Regions from separate parts of the Homo sapiens genome. Here all the other regions are linked to region 2. The links are chromatin contacts, found by Hi-C or POLR2A ChIA-PET in ENCODE. All regions are on one chromosome and are shown on one strand. Each heading gives the region's core, a stretch centred on a gene start or an enhancer-like site at or near the end of the contact. The rest is flanking DNA. Distances are from core to core; before and after follow the strand shown. Region 1 has its middle 170 kb from the start of PHLDA1-AS1. Region 2 has its middle 52 kb from the start of PHLDA1-AS1. Region 3 has its middle 120 kb from the start of PHLDA1-AS1.

Evidence for each region. A loop is a pair of places that touch in the nucleus more often than their neighbours do. ChIA-PET counts read pairs that join two places held with the same protein, here RNA polymerase II (POLR2A). Pooled maps may share reads with other maps.
Region 1: a map of PC-3 shows a loop between it and region 2 (14-fold over the local background). The contact joins two enhancer-like sites. A Hi-C loop is called at or near these places in 7 of 168 maps with a recorded cell type or tissue (Calu3, IMR-90, MCF 10A and 4 more) and 2 of 50 pooled maps. POLR2A ChIA-PET finds 5 or more read pairs at or near these places in 6 of 52 experiments (A549, CD4-positive, alpha-beta T cell, HEK293 and 2 more).
Region 3: a pooled map shows a loop between it and region 2 (3-fold over the local background). The contact joins two enhancer-like sites. A Hi-C loop is called at or near these places in 3 of 168 maps with a recorded cell type or tissue (B cell, HepG2 and PC-9), 3 of 37 single-sample maps with no recorded cell type and 19 of 50 pooled maps. POLR2A ChIA-PET finds 5 or more read pairs at or near these places in 5 of 52 experiments (A673, OCI-LY7, PC-3 and 2 more).

Annotation. Positions count from the first base shown.
Region 1 is chr12:75,860,636-75,864,867 of GRCh38, reverse strand. No RefSeq gene overlaps it. Among named protein-coding and RNA genes, the nearest start is that of PHLDA1-AS1, 170 kb to the left of the region's middle. RefSeq lists a silencer at 1,565-1,859. Within about 2 kb of position 1,332, at least 6 of the 41 ENCODE cell types and tissues checked have a DNase peak (open chromatin) inside an H3K27ac peak, as active enhancers do; they include PC-3, Panc1, endothelial cell of umbilical vein and 1 more, where a contact is called at or near this core.
Region 2 is chr12:75,976,293-75,980,313 of GRCh38, reverse strand. No RefSeq gene overlaps it. Among named protein-coding and RNA genes, the nearest start is that of PHLDA1-AS1, 52 kb to the left of the region's middle. RefSeq lists enhancers at 2,063-2,112, 2,122-2,266, 2,143-2,312, 1,641-2,840 and a cis regulatory region at 2,188-2,201. Within about 2 kb of position 1,458, at least 25 of the 41 ENCODE cell types and tissues checked have a DNase peak (open chromatin) inside an H3K27ac peak, as active enhancers do; they include PC-3, Panc1, endothelial cell of umbilical vein and 1 more, where a contact is called at or near this core.
Region 3 is chr12:75,907,829-75,911,819 of GRCh38, reverse strand. No RefSeq gene overlaps it. Among named protein-coding and RNA genes, the nearest start is that of PHLDA1-AS1, 120 kb to the left of the region's middle. Within about 2 kb of position 2,509, at least 17 of the 41 ENCODE cell types and tissues checked have a DNase peak (open chromatin) inside an H3K27ac peak, as active enhancers do.

The DNA of each region.
Region 1 (4,232 bases), core at 83-2,582, 120 kb after region 2:
CTTGATGGAACAGATAACAGATGCTATTGGCTGTATCTACGTGCACACTGAATTGCCCTCCTGAAGGCTGGGGACTGTTGAACACATTTCACCTGTTGGAGGCTACCGGAGAGTAGATTATGATTAGGCCTCTTGCTTTCTGAGCAGAGCAGTGTTATTGGAAATAATGGGAATTCTATTTAGCTGGATGCTTTGGATTAGTAGGTGAATCATGGGTAAAAGATCTGCCTTTATTTAGTGATTCTCATGGTTTCAAAATGTATTAAGAGTAGTAAGTAAGATACCTATATTCAGGAGCTAATAATATTTGTAAAAAGTACCTATTCTGAGCCTCCAGTGATTTGTTTTATAGATGTGACCCTTAAGAGAAAATTTTAAAAATTGGACAATTTTTTTGTGGGAGGGGAATAGGCCTTGGGAGAGACACATAGTATTCTGGATCTGGAACTGATTTTCTTTCCTCCTTTTGATTCAAATTGGTTGTATTCCCAGCCACACCTACCACTTTGGGACCATCTCCTTTCCTGTCTGAACTGCATAGAAGTGGAAATCCTACTTGTATGCCAGACTCCCTTAACCCCAAAAGAACTTTTAAAGGTGTTCACTGATTTTTCTCTGCTTCTTGACTCAGATGTTAAATGATTGGCTTAGATTTTTACCTTTTTATCTTTCTGGGATTAAATCCTGGCCCCTCTTTTATATAATGTGTCATCTGGGGAAAATTATTTGACTTCTATGGATGTCAGTTTTCTTATTTATAAAATGGTGATAATAATAGACTTTACCTCTTGGGTTAGTATGGAGATTTAAAAGATATATTCTGTATTAGTCAGAGATCTCCAGAGAAAGAGAACCAATAGGATATATATAGATATAAGAGGGAATTTATTAAGGGAATTGGATCATGTGATTATAGAGGCTGAGAAATCCTGATATGCTGTCTGCAAGCTGGAGAACCAGAGAAGCTGGTAGTGTAATTCTGTCTGAGTCCAAAGGCCTGGGAACAGGGGAGCCAACGGTGCAACTCTCAGTCCAAGGCTGAAGGCCTGAGAACCTGGAGTTCCGACGTCTGAGGGCAGGACAAGATGGCTATCCCCAACCCAGAAGAGAATGAATTGACTCTCCCTCTGGCTTTTTATCCAGAGGATGTGGGTGATCATCATCTAGTCGGTGCAGAGCCTGGATGGAAGTCTGCTGATTACTAAGTCTACTGATTCAAATGCTTATCTCTTCCAGAAGCACCGTCACAGACACACCCGGGAATAATGTTTTGCTCGCTACCTGGGTATTCCCAACCCAGTCTAGTGGATACCTAAAATTAACTGTCATATATTCCATATTGTTAGTGCAATGTTTGGTGAACAGCAAAATGTTCAACAGATGTTAGCTCTAATTTTTATTTTGTTATCCTATGCCTCAAATTCTTTCAGGTTGTCTTTATAAGTATACGACTGATTCATGTTTATTGACTCACTAACAATAGAGTATTTACCTAACTGTGAATCATGTTTTATTTCCTATAGGTGGCTATTTTATATTTGAAAATGGAAACAGGAAAATCTTGCCTTTTATAGTCAGCCTGAGTAATCTGACTTCAATTGAGTGCATGCATTTATGGGGGGGTAAGGTGATGGAAGGAATATTTGGACTATAAAGCTCAATTCCCAAATCCTATTTCTCAGCCTTCAACGGTGCAGGAAATCAGTCACTGCATTTCTGATACTGATGACCTCTTTGGTCCTGACTCATCTGAGATGATGCCATACAGAAACCATGGCTCTGGCAAATAGACATGTAATTTGTTTCTTGGACTTAGTAGTGTACAAATTGGGATATTCTCAGCACTAATCTCCCTAACAAGGACAATTCCTGGTTGCAAATTATTTAGTCTACATACAATTTGGGAACTTGGGAATGTTTAGATATTCAGCTGTTTCACAAGCCAGACTATTCAAGTTCAGAGAATTTCTGCTGAATCCTCTGATTTGATTCAGATTATATACAAGCTTAGGCAACTCTTTTGTGGAAGGTATTGAACAACAAGGCAATGAATCATATGGCTTAGTGAACTCTGCCTTAGGTTATTCAGTCATTCATCAAACATTCATTATACAACTACTCTGTGTCAGCCCTTGGTCTCAGTACTGAGGACACACACAAATGAATGTGCTACCCTGTCTGTTCTCTGGGGCCTCAAGGGTGGATAGTAACTTTGTAGGAAATATTCTGTGGAAAAGCAGGGAACAATTATCCATCCGTCCATTCTTCAATTCAACAAATATTTATGAAACATTTATGTGAGCCAGGCATCAAGTTAGGTATAGGTGATTCAGCAATAGACAATACAGATGCTCCCTGTCCTCCTAGACTTATTATAACTCATGGTAGAGATAAACAATCAAATAATTAAACATAAATTTATAGTACCTTGGGATAAATGCAAGATAAGTGAACCATTTACAGTACATTGTGATATAGGGAATATAGTAATGAAGGCTAAATGCTCAATTTAGAAGTGATTTCTCTCTCTGCCTCACCTGAGGAAAGATCTGAAGCTTTGAGCGGAACAGTTCCATTTGAAAGTGGTCATATAAGAGGACTGTATCTTTAGAAGTTTCTTTGGTTATACAGGCTCGTACAAAAGCAATTACGAGCAGAGACTGGAACAATACTAGAAATATAGTTGATGACTTAAATGGAAGAAAACCTGTGTATTAGGCATTGGACTTTGAGTAATTGTAGACATAAAAACTCAAAGTTCTTTACAATGAGCATATTAGCACTGACAACAGGAAACAGCCAAAAAAGACCTTCATGGATGAAAACTATAAAATAAGATGCAGATTTGGACTCAGATAAGGACAGAGTTTCTCTCCCAAGTGGTCCTGGTTAAGGGCTTTACCAATGTTCTAGAGAGGAGGACATTTAAACCTGTGATTATTTATATTTTACCATACGTATTTTTGCTTACAATAAGTAAGGTATATGGATTCAATTCATTTATCATAGGAGGTTGTATTTCCTTATATATTGTCTCATTTTTCTCATCAGGTCCTGTGTTAAAAAAAAGTTTTCTCTTACTGTTGAGAAGTACCTGAATCAAATAGAACAAACCAACACTACTGTCCTAGTACCCTAAGCAGGTAGCTGGCTAAAAAGCTCTCACTAATTTTTGGTACAAGGCCTCGAATACTGAGAGTGTCTACAAAGTCAGAAGTTCTCAAGTCTATTTGTATATCAGGAACACCCAAGGAGCTTTAAAAAATAGAGATAACCAGACCCATCCTGCGAAATTGTGTTGTAATAGGTCTGGGGGAAATAACTGGGAATATATTTTTAAAAAGACTTCTTGGCCGGGCACGGTGGCTCACGCTGTAATCCCAGCACTTTGGGAGGCCGAGGTGGGTGAATCACAAGGTCAGGAGTTTGACACCAGCCTGGCCAATATGGTGAAACCCCGTCTCTGCTAAAGGTACAAAAATTAGCCGGGCATGGTGGTGGGCACCTGTAGTCCCAGCTACTTGGAAGGCTGAGGCAGGAGAATCGCTTGAACCCAGGAGGCAGAGGTTGCAGTGAGCTGAGATTACATCACTGCACTCCGGCCTGGGTGACAGAGACTCCACCTCAAAAAACAAAAAAAAACCCAAAAACAAAAAAAGACTTCTCAGATGATTCTGATGTACCTAGTCTGCATGGATTGCTGTTTCAGAACCTCTGTACTAGGTTAACAGTATGATTTTTATTTATTCCCACTTTTAGATGGGTTACTCATATTAAAACTTAAAAATATAATTTTTATCAATGGCAATTAAAAAATCTTTTTTTTTCTTTGAGACAGAGTCTCTCGCTCTGTTGCCCAGGCCGGAGTGCAGTGGCTCAATCTTGGGTCACTGCAAACTCTGCCTCCTAGGTTCAAGTGATTCTTGTGCCTCAGCCTCCTGACTAGCTGGGACTACAGGCAGGCACCACCATGCCTGGCTAATTTTTGTATTTTTAGTAGAGACGGGGTTTCACCATATTGGCCAGGGTGTTCTCGAATGCCTGACCTTGTGATCCACCTGCCTTGGCGTCCCAAAGTGCTGGGATTACAGGTGTAAGCCACCACGCCAGGCCAAAAAAAATTCTTAGTCCCTTTCTTTGTCCCACCCTCTTTTTATTCATCTCTTCCATGTTTTTCACAGAATTCTAAAATACATTGTGATTACCTTATCCAAACTCTGTTTTGAGATAAG
Region 2 (4,021 bases), core at 209-2,708:
GATGAGAGTGTGATTTATCTTATCGTAAATGTTGTTCCCAACAGAAGGTCAGACGATGAATTCCCAATGAGAAGTTGAACCCAATTGGCCCCTTTCTATGTGTGCTTGATGAGGTGTTTCTGATGGGGCTTTTATTGGTCAAGCTTGAAAGACCATCTTTTCAGAAAGGTCAAATTCCCCATTATCCAGGAATAGGGAAATAAGGCTACAAACTTCTAGGGCTTCTGCTGCTGTCTTTCTTCCTTTCTCATTTCTTATACATAAGAAAGAAATATCGAAAATTCATAGATGACAGCTGAGATGTCCTCTTGGAAATAAGACTTCATTATGTTTCCCGTCTACTGCCTGCTATGATTACATAAAGAAAAGGTGACCAGAATCACTGTAGCAACAAATAGAATTCAGTTGCTTCTTTTCCTGCCCTCAGCCTCCTAGGGCCTATAGTGTGGTGGCTGAGAGCTCAGATTCTGGAGGTGAACAGCTCTGGGCTTAAATCCTGGCTCCTTTACCTTTTGGCTTGATTTTGGGCAAGTTACACAATCCCCTAAACTCATCATTTCCCATCTGAAGTGGGGATGAAAATAGCACCAATCTAATATGGTTACTATGAAGATTAAAAGGATTAATGTTTGTAAAAAAAAATTAGCAGTGTACCTGGCATATGGTAAATATCAAATTTATGATAGCTGTTTTAAAAATTATTATTATTGCAGAAATATACTAGTTCATTAGTTGCATATACTGATAGAAGTGGGGATGGAACTTCATAAGGGAGTGGAAAGAGAATACTAGCACTCCCTGGTACCACTTGTATGTAAATCACTTAACGGTGTGCAAAGGATCACACTATAGTTCTGTGATGTGAGAGAAGACTGAATCACTTCCATTTCCGTTGGTAAATGCTAAGGGCAACTACAGGGTGCAGGGCAATAAATGCTGCCTCTCTACTTGGAAATGACTAATCTCCTTTCTCTAAAGTAAAGTGATGTTGAAGTGGGTAAGAAGAGAGAAGATGAAGGTAGCCAGAGTGAGAAGTGGGATGGAAGGGACAGGGAAGTTTCTAAGATCAGCCCCAAATCTTCCTTCTTGAGCTGTGACCAGAACACCATCCAATATCCAATGTCTTCTATCAGCCTGAGTTATCAAGCACAGGAGAGAGCTCCGTATTAAACTGTGTGGCATACGAGTGCCTAATTCCCAGTCTTCTAACTAGTAAGGACAAGGTTTCCTTGCCAAGTTTATCCTGAGGGCAAAGGCCTGGGTGATGTTTTTTGAGGGATGGTATATTCTTTTTAAAAAAGGTATTTAGGAAGCTGTACTTTGTAGACCCATGTGAGAAGGGAAATTGCATTTAAAACTCACCTTGGGGTGAAGGGAAATGCCTTTGAACTCTGCAACTCAGTAGGTAGTCACTTATCCCCCTCATCATTGATGGGTGAGCAGACAAGCTGAGAGCAATCGCATCTCAGCGTACAGTCCTGATGCACTTGTATTCAGTAATGTAGGCAGTTTGAGGTTTGCCCTTCTGTCCTCGCTAGGTGTTTGCTTTCTACTCTGTACATGTTTTAGGATGAACTATAGTTATCTTCCAAATTAGCATTTTAAAGGCATTCTGATTTTGTTTAAAACAAATCACAACGTGAAGTATTGGACTATGGCTGTAGATAATTCTTCAGATTGTGTTAGTACTCCTGGACCAGTTATTGTGAACTCATGGCCTTTTCAAAATGCAGTCGTTGGCTTTCATCTTCTTAAATGTGACTCTATCAAATCCATTCCAACTCTCATACTGGCATTAGTTTGGCCTACTTCCTCTAACGCAAGCCAAGCAAATTCTCCAAATACCAAATATAAGATGGAGATTCAAAGGTCATTGTTTTCTTCCATGCCATTCCACTCCACTCCCACCCCCAGCCAGCAGGGTAAGGGTTCAGATTCCTGCTTAAAACAACAGGTCAGTGGGCACTGCCAAATCATCCTCAATGCCGTTTCAACTGCTAAGTTTTCTGTATCACAAAACCAATGTTTATCCTGTATTTGCAACCCCTGAGCTGCGTTCTCTTGCCCTGATTCTCTTGCTCTTCCCTGCCAGTGAATTTGCATCATTTCTGTGTGTGCTTTGTTTGACTGCCCTGACTCCAGTTCTGCTGAGACTGTCTGTGGGTGGTTTCCCTGTGCAGAGATGACAAGTGCAAAGGTCAGAAGCTTCCATGATTCATTTCCTCTTTGCTGCACGCAGTGGATGGTTTTCTGGGTGAGTCACTCAGATGCCAAACACAGGAGGGATTTTCTTCACATAGAGGCCCTGAGGCTCTGCTATGCCCTGAATTGGAGGAGGAACTGAGTTCTTAATATTTCCTGAAAAATTGTGTATTTTTTCCAATGATTTCATAAGCCCATTTGTATTCCCTTTCTTTGCATCTGATGACTCTGATTTGCGAATGCTGCGTACCCCTTGGAGAACATTTTGGTATCTTGTAGAGCTTCACTGAGTTCTGACTCAAGAGTAATTGGACTCTTTGAAATATACCCCAAAAGCCTGGATGCAGTAGCTCACACCTATAATCCCAGCGTTTTGGGAGGCCAGGCGGGAGGATTGCTTGAGGCCAGGAGTTTGAGACCAGCCTGGGCAACATAGTAAGACCCTGTCTCTCTCTAAAAAAAAAAAAAAAAAAATTACGTGTGTGTGTGTGTGTGTGTATTATGTTTGTGTGTATATATCTCAAGCATATTCCTGTATTAAAACATTCCCTGGTATGTTATCTATACAGGAGTATTAACAGCAGTCTACCTGTGGCTCTTCAAAAATCCACCCTCCTAGCCAGGCACAGCGGCTCATGCCTGTAATCCCAGCACTTTGTGAAGCCGAGGTGGGCAGATCACTTGAGGTTAGGAGTTCAAGACTAGCGTGGCCAGAGTGGTGAAACCCCATCTCTACTAGAAATACAAAAATTAGCCAGGCGTGGTGGCGGGCACTTGTAATCCCAGCTATTCGGGAGGCTGAGGCAGAGAATCTCTTGAATCCAGGAGGCAGAGATTGCAGTGAGTCGACATCGTGCCACTGGCCTCCAGCCTTGGGTGACAGAGTGAGACTCTGTCTTAAAAAAAAAAAAAAAAATACTACCCTCCTCTTCTTCTTCCAGAATAAAAATCTATGGGAGGAACAAGAACATCAACTGAGGATGATGGTAATGTTGCAATACCTAGGGCTGAAACCTACAGCAAAGTATTATTTTCTCAATGAAGAGAGGTTATTATTTTCTTTTTTTTAAACCTTTAAAAATTATGAAATAGAATATGCAAACAGAAGGCATAAGTGTATAGTACAATGAATAATTACAAAGTGAATACCCTCCATCAAGAAATGGAACATGGCCAGCCCAGACGTCCCTCCTTTGTTTACCTTCTAGACGTACCTCCCTTCTCCTGTCTTGAGGTATCCACTACCCTGATTTTTGTGGTAGTCATTTCCTTGCTTTTCTTACCACCTATGTATGCAAGGTTGTTATTTTGTAAAGCAGTATCAATTCCATCTTCTGCCGGTGGCACTATGTAATTCACTTGTATTAAGTAGCGACCACAGGATGACTTTGGGCTAGAGTGGTATATATCTATTCTCTCCCCACCCTAAAATTCCATAAAAATGCTTATCCATGTCTACTGTGTCATGAACTAATAATACTCCTGCTAAGACACATGTTTAAAGTAATGACAGTGAAGAGGTAAAATAAGCACGAAATTTTCAGTGGTCTGTCTCCTGTGCTCTGGGGTTCCTGAGCTGCAAATAGAGTTAAATGATCTGTGATGGGAATATAGAAATCCTCCCCGCCAACCCCCTGCCACCTCTTACTATCCCCTCTCTCTGATTTCCCTGGGAAATATCCCAGCAAGTTGTAAAATCTGCAGAACTTGGGCATGAAAAGGATCTATTTACAGGTCCTGAACTTTCCCCTTTTGGTTTCTTACTTTGAGAACATACAGGCTGTTTCAGCATATTTCTTTATCAGGGCAACTCACCCCA
Region 3 (3,991 bases), core at 1,260-3,759, 70 kb after region 2:
ATAATTGTATGTGGTATACTTTTTTTTTTTGAGATGGAGTCTTGCTCTGTCATCCAGGCTAGAGTGCAGCGGTGTGATCTTGGCTCACTGTGACCTCTGCCTTCTGGGTTCAAGTGATTCTCTTGCCTTAGCCTCCCGAGTAGCTGGGATTAAGGCACCTGCCACCACGTCTGGCTAATTTTTGCATTTTTAGTAGAGACAGGGTTTCACCATGTTGGCCAGGCTGGTCTCAAACTCCTGACCTCAAGTGATCTGCCTGCCCCAACCTCCCAAAATGCTGAGATTGAAGGTGTGAGCCACCATGCCCAGCTATATGTGGTATAGTTTTATACAACTGGCAGTGCAATAGGTTTGTTTATAGCAGCATCATCACAAACACATGAATAATAAGTTGTGCTGTGATATCACTAGGCAATAGAAAATTTTCAACTCCATTATAATCTTTATTTTTATTTTTAAAATTTTTAATTTGAGACAGGCTCTCAATCTCTTGCCCAGGCTGGAGTGCAGTACACAATCATAGCTCATTTTAACTTTGAATTCCTGGGCTCAAGCGATCCTGCCTTAGCCTCCTGAGTAGATAGGACTACAGGCATGTGCCACCACACCTGGATAATTTTTTAATTTTTTGTAGAAACAGGGTCTTGCTATGTTGCCCAGGCTGGTCTGGAATTCCTGGCCTCAAGGAATCCTCTTGCCTCAGCCTCCCAAAGTGTTGGGATTACAAGAATGACCCACTGTGCATGGCCCATTAAATCTTACGGGACCACTGCCATATATGTAGTCTGTCACTGACCAAAACATTGTTATGCAGCACATGACTCTGTGTGTGTGTGTGTGTGTGTGTGTGTGTGTGTGTGTGTATTTAAATTAATATATCTTGAGTACCTGTTAATGTGTTGGGCTCTGCTTTTGTTAACATGATCTCACCTGATCTTTAAAACAACCCTACCAGATAGGTGTTAACTTTTATTATTATTATCATAAAACTTTGGCTCAAATAATTGGAATGATTTTTATTTATTTAACAGATATTTATTGAGCATCTACTAGGTGCTAGGAATCATTTTAAGCGCCAAGGATTCAGAGATACATAAAGCAGGTATTGTCTCTGTGCTCAGGAAGCTGACTGTGATAAATAAGCAAACCCATAGTGAGATAATTTCAAGTATTATTTTGAGTGCTGTGAGGCAAATAAATAGGTTCATGCATCTGAGAGTAGCAGATGGTTGTGGGGGTCACCACTATATAGGTGAAGGGAACAGCAGTTACAAAGTGCTGAGGCTTTGCTTGAGGCTTTCTGACTTTTCAAGGTCACCCAACTTGTGAATGACAGCTCTGGGTTTTAATCAATTTCTGTGGAACAGCAGGCAGCAGGGGCATGGAAAGTTTAGCTTATTCAAGGTGAAGACTTGAGAGTTATGGGAGCATGTTAAAATGATATTTGCAGGGCTGGAACGGCTCCAGAACACCTGGGCTGTGAGGTCCCCCATCACCACGCAGAGCACCAGGGACTTCAGAGGAAATATTTGTTTTAATCATTTCTGGAAATGGGATTGCTGTTTGATATTTTCTCATTCTGTTTGCCTGACAACCACACAAGAAATCAGACTTTTTAAAGGCCTCTCTTGCCTAATCAACTAGATGCTTTGGAAAAAAATTTGCCAAATGATAGAAATATTTCTCTTTCAGCTTAACTGCTGACCCAGACTAGTGAAAGAAATGGCCTTTCAAAGAATAAATCTATGAAATTCCATTTCTGGGGCAAGTGCCTTGATTTGCATTGAGCATTGTTGTAAATGTCAACTGTCCGGCTCCCACTGTCAGCTTGAATGGCCATCAGTGTTTACCCTCCCAAGATAATTGCACTAACTTATTCAGCACATGGTTGGAGGCTGAGGCCATACTGTTTCTTGTTAATCTCAATCACGTCCCTCTTTCCTCCTTCCTTTTTCTCCTATGAGGCACTCCTAGATTTTTCAAGTTTATGATGAAATACTAAATTCTTCGCTTAGCAGGGCTGTTAGATTTCCTGAGTTGCCTTGCCGAGCCAGTATTCCCATGGCTGTTCCTGAGAGCAGGTGGGAGAATGTGAACCCGTTGAAGAGACTGAACAAAGGGACAAGCAGTGGCAATTTCCTTCCCTCACCACTGGAAGTTGATGTGAAGAGCCAAGGGCACAAAATTTTTCCAAATCAAAAATACCAGAATATACATGCTGTCTTGTTTATCAGTATCCCAAGGACCCAGAACATAGTAGATGTTGAGTAAATATTTAGTGAATGACAATCACAGCAAGTTGTCTCTGCTAGCTTAACCATCCTCCCATGGCCTCCTCAGTCCCTTCCTCATTGGACACTGCTGGATTTTTGCCAATTGTGTTCTCTTGAGGAAGGGGTTGAGGGGACAAAGGGAGGAAAGGCTGGACATATTGCCTAGGCTTGATTGGCTGCAGCCATTGTGACTCTTTTCCAGCTGCAGAGCATTTTGCATGTGAGGAATGATACGGAAACATGCCTCCAGCAGCCAGCTGGCTCCTCACCAGTTCTTTGTAAATACCAGCCAGAGGCAGCTCTGGTCTTCTGCCAGGATAGAGACAGTGAAAGCAAACTTCACAGGTTCCTCGCCCTCACATGGGGCTCATCAAGACCCTACAGCTGTTGTTTCAGCTCCAGATGAATTCTTTGTATTTTTACTTTAGAGAATCTACTAAGGAAATGTCATTCCCTCACTTCCCTCTGCCTATATATGTTTGCTTTGGCAGAGAATCACTCTGTGTTCCTCTCTTCTCCACTCTCATCTCTTTGATCCAAATGTTCTCTCCTGCTGGTTTCTTCTTGTCCCTGGAGGTACAAAACACATGTTTGGTTTGGTAGAAACATTAGGAGAATATCTGACTGTCTTCAATTGCTTAAGGGGGGGTCTTGATTAATATAGCTGTGTGTTTCAAAATCTGTTTTACCTGTTCTTCTATCAGCAGCATTATCATTAGCCAGTCTGGGAAAGACGCTTTATATAAATGAAAGATTTGGCCCAATTTCTAAGGAGTAATTTTACCGTGTTTTGTAGCTTTTGAGACTCATACATTTTCATACTTTAACACCTCAAAATTTGGGAGGCAAATTCTTTCTTATCATAGATATAGGCCATGCATTGATCAGTAGTACTGTTTTTTCTTTTTTGGTAGCTAAAATAATGGTGTGTCTTATAATAGATGGAATCTTAGATTTGATGAAATGCAGTAGTTTATTTTGGCCAAAAATATCTCAATTTATTTATTTATTTTTCTTTTGGTTCTTGATTTGGAGATTTATTTTTCTAGTTATTTTTTTTTCTATTTGGTGTTAATCATTCAGACTAATCTATGAACTACCTATTTCTATAATCAGCCCATTTTAAAATGTGTCCATCATGATAATTTTAAATATATATAGATAGATTTATATAAAGGAAGAAAGGATCCAGGAGTGAGAAAGCCGAGGTTCTAGTTCTGCTTTTGCTTTAACCTTGGATAAGTAATTACCTTTTGAGCTCTTCTTTCTTGGCTATAAAATAATGGGTAAGAATGCAATGATTGCGAAGACTTTGATTTCATTGTGGCTCCTCCTCCCTGTTGGTTGTTATTCAGAGTCAAAGGCATGAGATGGGTAGCAAATTTGGTTAATGTCTCCTCAGAGTAAGTTTATGTCATAGTGACTTGCGAGAACCTGTCATGCCAGACCCAATTAATTTTCTCTGTGAGATAATGATCCCATTGCATGAACAAATGAGAAGAGCTAATAGTTGAGTGCCAACAGAGTGCCAGGCACTGTGCTATCTGCTTGCTATGGGTTGAATTGTGTACACCCCCAAAATGTTGAAGTCCTGATTCCCAGGGGCTGTGGCTTTATTTGGAAATAGGATTGTCTTAGTCTGTTTGTATTGCTATAACAGAATACCTAAGACTGAGTGGTTTATAAAGAAAATAGATTTCTTTAGCTCACAGTTCTAT